Linked DNA regions of Homo sapiens: region 1 is linked to region 2. The links are chromatin contacts, found by Hi-C or POLR2A ChIA-PET in ENCODE. All regions are on one chromosome and are shown on one strand. The core of a region is the stretch at or near the end of the contact, and the rest is flanking DNA. Distances in the headings are between cores, read along the strand shown.

Region 1 (4,060 bases), core at 45-2,544, 970 kb before region 2:
TACCCTGAGAAAAAGCAGATAGTATATGATTCCTTAACATATAATTCTACAGGACGCAAACTAATCCACGGTGACCAAAAGCAGATTCACTGTTATCTGAGGGACTGATACGGTAGGCTGTGACTGGGAGGAAGGATTATAAATGAGCAGAAGGAAACTTTTATGTTCATTCTCTTGATTGTGGTGGTGGTTTCAGGGATGTATACACACATATGTAAAAGGCAAACTGTATGCTTTAAATATGTACAGGCTTTACACCAGCACTTCAATAAGGCTGTTTAAAATTTTAAAAGGTGTGGGAAAGAACACAGGCCACACATGTGGTGGTGGAAATGGCCCAGGCTTTGCTATTAAAGTTGCGCTAGTGTCCTTTGTCAAGTCACTTAGAACTCTCAGCTGCAAAGATAACACCGCCCTGGCAGGGATTAAGAAATAGTGTACAGGCCAGGCGCAGTGGCTCACACCTGTAATCCCAGCACTTACGGAGGCCGAGGAGGGTGAATCACTTGAGGTCGGGAGTTCAAGCCCAGTCTGGCCATTATGGCAAAACTCTGTTTCTATTAAAAGTACAAAAATTAGCCAGGCGTGGTGGCAGGCACCTGTAATCCCAGCTGAGGCGATCACTCGAATCCGGGAGGCAGAGGTTGCAGTGTGCCGAGATTGCGCCACTGCATTACAGCTTGGGCGACAGAGTGAGACTCTGCCTCCGAAAAAAAAAAAAAAAGAAGAAAGTCAAGAAAAAAGAAATAGTGAACAGGCCGGATGCGGTGGCTCACGCCGGTAATCCCAGCACTTTTGGAGGCCGAGGTGGGAGATCTTTTGAGCCCAGGAGTTGGAGACCAGCCTGTGCAACATAGTGAGACCGCCCCCTCTACAAAAATGTCATAATTAGCCGGGTGTAGTGGCCTGCGCCTGTAGCCTCAGCTATTTGGGAGTCTGAGGCGGGAGAATCACTTGAGCCCCAGGAGTTCAAAGCTCCAGTGAGCTAGCTCTGGTCACGCCAATATACTCCAGCCTGGGCTACCAAGACCTTGTATCAAGAAAAAAAAAAAAAAAGAAAAGAAAATAAAAAGAAATAGTGAAAATTTAGGCGAATTTAGGTGAAGCACAGGGTATTCGTCCAGGTGTGACATGCAAGGTGGAATGGTGGCAGGCAGCCCGACTCAATTCCAGGCCCTAACTCATCTTGGATCTGTGACCTGAAGCACGTTCCTGAGCGTCTCCGTTTCAATGTCTCAATTGCAAAGCGGATTAAATGACTCAACACAAGTAAGACAGGAGGAGCGCAGGGGCTGGGGCGTTCTCGGTAAGCTGAGAACAAGCCGGGTGGACGATGACCTGACGGCGCCGGCGAGACCCCGGGCCGGTTGCTGGGGTCGCACACAGGCAGCCGGAGGGGCGCGCAGGAGGGTCCGGGGCAGGGGCCGGGAAGACTGGGCAGATAAGAGAGCCGGAACAGGCGAGGCGGCCAAAGAGGCATCCAGGAGCCGCGACAAACGTGCGGGCAGCGCAACAAGTGACCCGCAAAGCACCCAACCACCACCTTAACGCTACTTCCCAGCCTGCCCCGCGCCCTCGGGCGCAGGCGCAGTGAGGTGGGCGGGGGGCACGGCCCAGTTTCGGGGGGCACGACCCGGCCCCTAGCCCCACCCCAGCCGCGGCCACGCCCCTCGCCGCGCCTCTAGAGCGGGAGGCTCGGCTGCTGGTTTCAGTTTGCAGCTAGGGAAGGTGGGGACATTGCCAGTGTCGAGTGGGTTGATCCTCCCTGGGTCCCTCTGCAAATTTAGGACCGTGCCACGAGTCCAGTCAGGAGCGGGACGCCTACCCTGCGGCGTCGTGCGCGCTTCAGGGGCACTATTGCAAAATAGATGCAGCTCTCAGGCAGTTTGCTTGTTCCTGGGTGAGGAGTTTTTGGTTAAAAAACAGTTGTTCCTCCCCGAGTTTGTGAAAGATAATGTATTTAAAAAATAAAACAAAGAAATTCCCAAGTCCCATCTGGAAATAAAAGATAGTTTTAAAAGACACCTGCATTAGATTGCTACAATAAAGTTATGTTTTCGTATTTTTTTCTTGATACAAAACAAATTTAAAAAAATATATTTTTAGACAGAGTTTCACTCTTGTTGCCTAGGCTGGAGTGCAGTGGCGCGATCTCGGCTCAACCTCCGCCTCCCGTGTTCAAGCGATTCTCCTGCCTCAGCCTCCCAAGTAGCTGGGATTACAGGCGCACGCCACCACTCCCAGATAATTTTGTATTTTTAGCAGAGATGGGGTTTCATCATGTTGGCCAGGCTGGTCTCGAACTCCTGACCTCAGGTGATCCGCCCGCTTCAGCCTCCCAAAGTGCTGAGATTACAGGTGCGAGCCACCGTGCCCAGCCAATAAAATATATTCTTTTTTATTTATTTATTTATTTTTTATTTATTTATTTTTATTGATCATTCTTGGGTGTTTCTCGCAGAGGGGGATTTGGCAGGGTCATAGGACAATAGTGGAGGGAAGGTCAGCAGATAAACAAGTGAACAAAGGTCTCTGGTTTTCCTAGGCAGAGTGTGTGTGTCCCTGGGTACTTGAGATTAGGGAATGGTGATGACTCTTAACGAGCATGCTGCCTTCAAGCATCTGTTTAACAAAGTACATCTTGCACCGCCCTTAATCCATTTAACCCTGAGTGGACACAGCACATGTTTCAGAGAGCACAGGGTTGGGGGTAAGGTCATAGATCAACAGGATCCCAAGGCAGAAGAATTTTTCTTAGTACAGAACAAAATGAAAAGTCTCCCATGTCTACTTCTTTCTACACAGACACGGCAACCATCCGATTTCTCAATCTTTTCCTCACCTTTCCCCCTTTTCTATTCCACAAAACCGCCATTGTCATCATGGCCCGTTCTCAATGAGTTGTTGGGTACACCTCCCAGACGGGGTGGTGGCCGGGCAGAGGGGCTCCTCACTTCCCAGTAGGGGCAGCCGGGCAGAGGCGCCCCTCACCTCCCGGACGGGGCGGCTGGCCGGGCGGGGGGCTGACTCCCCCACCTCCCTCCCGGACGGGGCGGCTGGCCGGGTGGGGGGCTGACCCCCCCACCTCCCTCCCGGACGGGGCGGCTGGCCGGGCAGAGGGGCTCCTCACTTCCCAGTAGGGGCTGCCGGGCAGAGGCGCCCCTCACCTCCCAGACGGGGCGGCTGGCCGGGCAGGGGGCTGACCCCCCACCTCCCTCCCTGACGGGGCGTCTCGCCTGGCGGGGGCTGACCCCCCCACCTCCCTCCCGGACGTGGCGGCTGGCCGGGCGGGGGGCTGACCCCCCCACCTCCCTCCCGGACGGGGCGGCTGGCTGGGCAGAGGGGCTCCTCACTTCCCAGTAGGGGCGGCCGGGCAGAGGCGCCCCTCACCTCCCGGACGGGGTGGCTGGCCGGGCGGGGGGCTGACCCCCCCACCTCCCTTCCGGACGGGGTGGCTGCCGGGCGGAGACGCTCCTCACTTCCCAGACGGGGTGGCAGCCGGGCGGAGGGGCTCCTCACTTCTCAGATGGGGCGGTTGCCAGGCGGAGGGTCTCCTCACTTCTCAGACGGGGCGGCCGGGCAGAGACGCTCCTCACCTCCCAGACGGGGTGGCGGGGCAGAGGCGCTCCCCACATCTCAGACGATGGGCGGCCGGGCAGAGACGCCCCTCACTTCCTAGATGGGATGGTGGCCAGGAAGAGGCGCTCCTCACTTCCTAGGTGGGATGGCGGCCGGGCAGAGACGCTCTTCACTTTCCAGACTGGGCAGCCAGGCAGAGGGGCTCCTCACATCCCAGACGATGGGCGGCCAGGCAGAGACGCACCTCACTTCCCAGACGGGGTAGCCGCCGGGCAGAGGCTGCAATCTCGGCACTTTGGGGGGCCAAGGCAGGCGGCTGGGAGGTGGAGGTTGTAGCCGAGATCACGCCACTGCACTCCAGCCTGGGCACCATTGAGCACTGAGTTAACGAGACTCCGTCTGCAATCCCGGCACCTCGGGAGGCCGAGGCTGGCAGATCACTCGCGGTTAGGAGCTGGAGATCAGCCCGGCCAACACAGCG
Region 2 (3,570 bases), core at 1-2,500:
TCTAGAGATTCTTATGCCTCAGCCTCCCAAGTAGCTGGGACTACAGGTGGGCATGACCACACCTGGCTAATTTTTGTATTTTTAGTAGAGATGGTGTTTCACTATGTTGGCCAGGCTGGTCTCGAACTCCTGACCTCCAATGATCCTCCAGCCTCAGCCTCCCAAAGTGCTGGGATTACAGGCATGAGCCACTGTGCCTAGATGACAGAGGGACTTTAAGCACAGAGAGGTTTAACATTCCATTTTAATCCGTTTATTTGCTGTGAGGAAACTCGCTTTGTCTCCCCAAGTCCTAGGAGAAGACAGCTCAGATAGACCAGCCCCAGGGACCTGAATATGGGCTGCTCAAGGACACATGTCTACTTTGTGTCCCTGGGAACAGAAAGACCAAGAATCAGGGATGCACGCATTCACAGCCAAAGGTGACAGTGAGATCGTGAAACCAGGGAGTATGCAGAAATCCTGGGGTGTGGGGCCCCTTGGGGGAACAGGGGCACAGCATGAGGCAATTGTGGGTTCTTGCTGTGTTGGATAACACATCCCCGTATCATAGAGCCACTCTGAGTTGGGGCTCCTCTCATCCTCTCACTTGTAGCCCAGAGCATTCAGTTGACATCCCCATTTTGGAACCCCAAGCTTTCTGTGCATGCCTCACTAGGGCATGCGTCTCTCTTCAAGGTAATTTCTGTTTTTTGTTTTGTTTTGTTTTGTTAGAGACAGAATCTCAGTCTATCGCCCAGGCTGGAGTGCAGTGGCACAATCTTGGCCCAGTGCAACCTCCGCCTCCCGGGTTCAAGCGATCCTCCCACCTCAGCCTCCCAAGTAGCTGGGACTACAGGTTTGCACCACCACACCCGGCTGATTTTTGTATTTTTAGTAGAGACGGGGGTTTCACCATGTTGGCCAGGCTGGTCTCAAACTCCTGACCTCAGGTGATCCGCCCACCTCAGCCTCCCAAAGTACTGGGATTACAGGAGTGAGCCACAGTGCCCAGGCCTGCACAGTAACTTCTGCTGTTCTTAGACACTCCCACCTCAGGGTTTTTGCATCAGCTGTTCCATCTGCCTGGACTGCCCTTCTTCTTCAAGATCCCCACTTATGTAGTCCTTTCTGTTCTCAGCTCAAACACCTCCTTCTCCAGGAAGCTCTGCCCATGCAATGTGGATGGGTCCCCCGCCTCTGTCCCCATCATGTCACCCTGTTGTGGTTTCTCCATTTCACTCCTCACAGTCGGTGGTGTGTTTGCTGGCTTCCTGTCTGTCCTTCATCAGCCCACAGAGGCATCAAGGCCTGTGTCACTCACAGCTGTGTCCCCAGCAACCAGCATTGAGCACAGGAAGGACTCGGGAGGGAAGTTCAGATCCTCAATCTCATGCTGGCCACATGTACCTTCAAAGAGAGCTTCCGGTAGCCTTCTGCTACATCCCAAATAGCCACAGTCCTATCAAACCCTCCAGAAATGAGAAAAGAGCCTGCAACAGAAAATGAAAGGGTGGAGATGGGGGTCAACTTTCCAAGCCAAGTGAGCCCAAAGCCAGCTGAAGATGCCTTGGCGAGGCACCACCTCATCTCACTCTGACAACACTGAAACCCCTTCCTGGAGTGGCTCCACGACCCCAAGCCAATTACAGCTGATTCTTATCATTTACAGTAGTCATGTTCTATGACAGGGGTCCCCAGTCCCTGGGCCACAGACTGGTACCAATCCATGGCCTGTTGGGAACCAGGCCACCCAGCAGACAGTGAGTGGTAGGCAAGCAAGCCAAAGCTTCATCTGTATTTACAGCCACTCCCCATCGCTCGTATTACCACCTGAGCTCGGCCTCCTGTCAGATCAGCTGCAGCATTCGATTCTCACGGGAGCATGAACCCTATTGTGAACTGCGGATGCGAGGGATTAGGTTGTGCACTCTTTATGAGAATCTAATGCCTGATGATCTGTCACTGTCTCCCATCACCCCCAGATGGGACCATCTAGTTGCAGGAAAACAAGCTCAGGGCTCCCACTGATTCTACATGATGCTGACTTGTATAATTATTTCACTATATATTACAATGTAATAATAATAAAAATAAAGGGCACAATAAATGTAATACACTTGGGTCATCCCGAAACCATCCTCCACAGCTCCCATTTGTGGAAAAGTTGTCTTCCATGAAACCTGTCCCTGGCGCCAGAAAGGTTGGGGGCCTCTGCAGTTTTTGCAGACACTGAATTAGTGAATACTGAACCATCGCTCCTAGGGGAAATACAGGGTCAGTTTCCTGCGAGCTCTGGTCACATTCTCATCAGTTGATCAGTACGTAACTTTGTTTTATGTGTGTTTCTGTTTAAAGACACCTTATTGCATATATACTGTTGATTTGTTTACATTGAACTCACAACCAACAGCTGTAACTCATGCCTGAATGGATGCATGCATTTTCCCCATCATAGCACTCTCGCGCTTAGGAACGGCAAACAGCACTTCGGCACTGTGGTTAGGGATCATTTTATTTGTTATTTATTTATTTATTTATTTATTTATTTATTTATTTATTTATTTATTTTTAGAGATAAGGTCTTGCTCTGTCACCCAGGCTAGAGTGCAGTGATGCAATCAGCTCACAGCAGCTTCAAACTCCTGGTCTCAAGCAATCCTCCCACTTCAGTTACCAAGTAGCTGGGACTACAAGCAGGTGCCAGCACACCTGGCTAAATTTTTTTTTTTTGTTTTGGTAGAGATGGGGTCTCACTATGTTGCCCAGGCTGATCTCAAACTCCTGGGTTCAAGCAATACTCCCGCCTCAGCACCCCCCCAGCACTGAAATTAAAGCTGTGAGCCACCACACACGGCCAAGGGAGCCATTTTACACAGCAAAATCACTAACAAAAAGCAAAAGAAAGCCCAGGTGTGGTGGCTCACGTCTGTAATCCCAGCACTTTGGGAGGCTGAGGCAGGCAGATCACATGAGGACAGGAGTTCAAGACCAGCCTGGACAACATGGCGAAACCCCATCTCTACCAAAAATACAAAAATTAGCCAGGCATGGTAGTGCGCACCTGTAATCCAAGCTACTTGGAAGGCTGAAGCAGGAGAATCGCTTGAACCCAGGAGGCAGAGGTTGCAGTGAGCCAAGATCGCGCAACTGCGCTCCAGCCTGGGCAACAGAGGGAGCAAAACAAACAAACAACAACAAAAAAAAATGGTGGCACTAAATAGACCACAAAAAGGACATTTTACCACGTGGGAGGTGAAACAAGAAGGCAGAGTGTTGCCTTGTCCAACCTCAGCTGGGAGGTGACTTAGATTTTTTGCTGCTCTTCACATCTGTGAGTGACCTTGAAAGTGCCATGAATGTTGACTTTAGGTTTACAAATAAATATCAGCAAGTAGGTGACTTCACAAATACAGAATCAGGAATAATAATGATTAACTGCATGTGATTCTTTTTTTTTTCTTTCTTTTTTTCTTTTTTTGAGACAGAGTCTCACTCCGTCACCCAGGCTAGAGTGTAGGAGCGCAGTGGCACAATTTTGGCTCAACTGCATGTGATTCTGAACCCCATAAAGCCAAGGACAGAAGCTGG

Evidence for each region. A loop is a pair of places that touch in the nucleus more often than their neighbours do. ChIA-PET counts read pairs that join two places held with the same protein, here RNA polymerase II (POLR2A). Pooled maps may share reads with other maps.
Region 1: a pooled map shows a loop between it and region 2 (2.3-fold over the local background). The contact joins two enhancer-like sites. A Hi-C loop is called at or near these places in 1 of 168 maps with a recorded cell type or tissue (CD8-positive, alpha-beta T cell), 4 of 37 single-sample maps with no recorded cell type and 12 of 50 pooled maps. POLR2A ChIA-PET finds 5 or more read pairs at or near these places in 2 of 52 experiments (AG04450 and activated B cell).

Annotation. Positions count from the first base shown.
Region 1 is chr19:34,132,070-34,136,129 of GRCh38, reverse strand. No RefSeq gene overlaps it. Among named protein-coding and RNA genes, the nearest start is that of LSM14A, 38 kb to the left of the region's middle. RefSeq lists an enhancer at 843-1,378 and a silencer at 1,362-1,771. Within about 2 kb of position 1,294, at least 38 of the 41 ENCODE cell types and tissues checked have a DNase peak (open chromatin) inside an H3K27ac peak, as active enhancers do; they include CD8-positive, alpha-beta T cell, where a contact is called at or near this core.
Region 2 is chr19:33,158,316-33,161,885 of GRCh38, reverse strand. It overlaps WDR88 (WD repeat domain 88), which reads right to left. Exons shown (of 11, transcript NM_173479.4): 8 at 1,390-1,472. It overlaps LOC124904691 (a long non-coding RNA gene), which reads left to right. Exons shown (of 2, transcript XR_007067228.1): 2 at 1,231-2,115. Among named protein-coding and RNA genes, the nearest start is that of TRT-AGT1-3, 17 kb to the left of the region's middle. RefSeq lists a cis regulatory region at 545 and enhancers at 461-630, 974-1,383. Within about 2 kb of position 1,250, at least 4 of the 41 ENCODE cell types and tissues checked have a DNase peak (open chromatin) inside an H3K27ac peak, as active enhancers do; they include CD8-positive, alpha-beta T cell, where a contact is called at or near this core.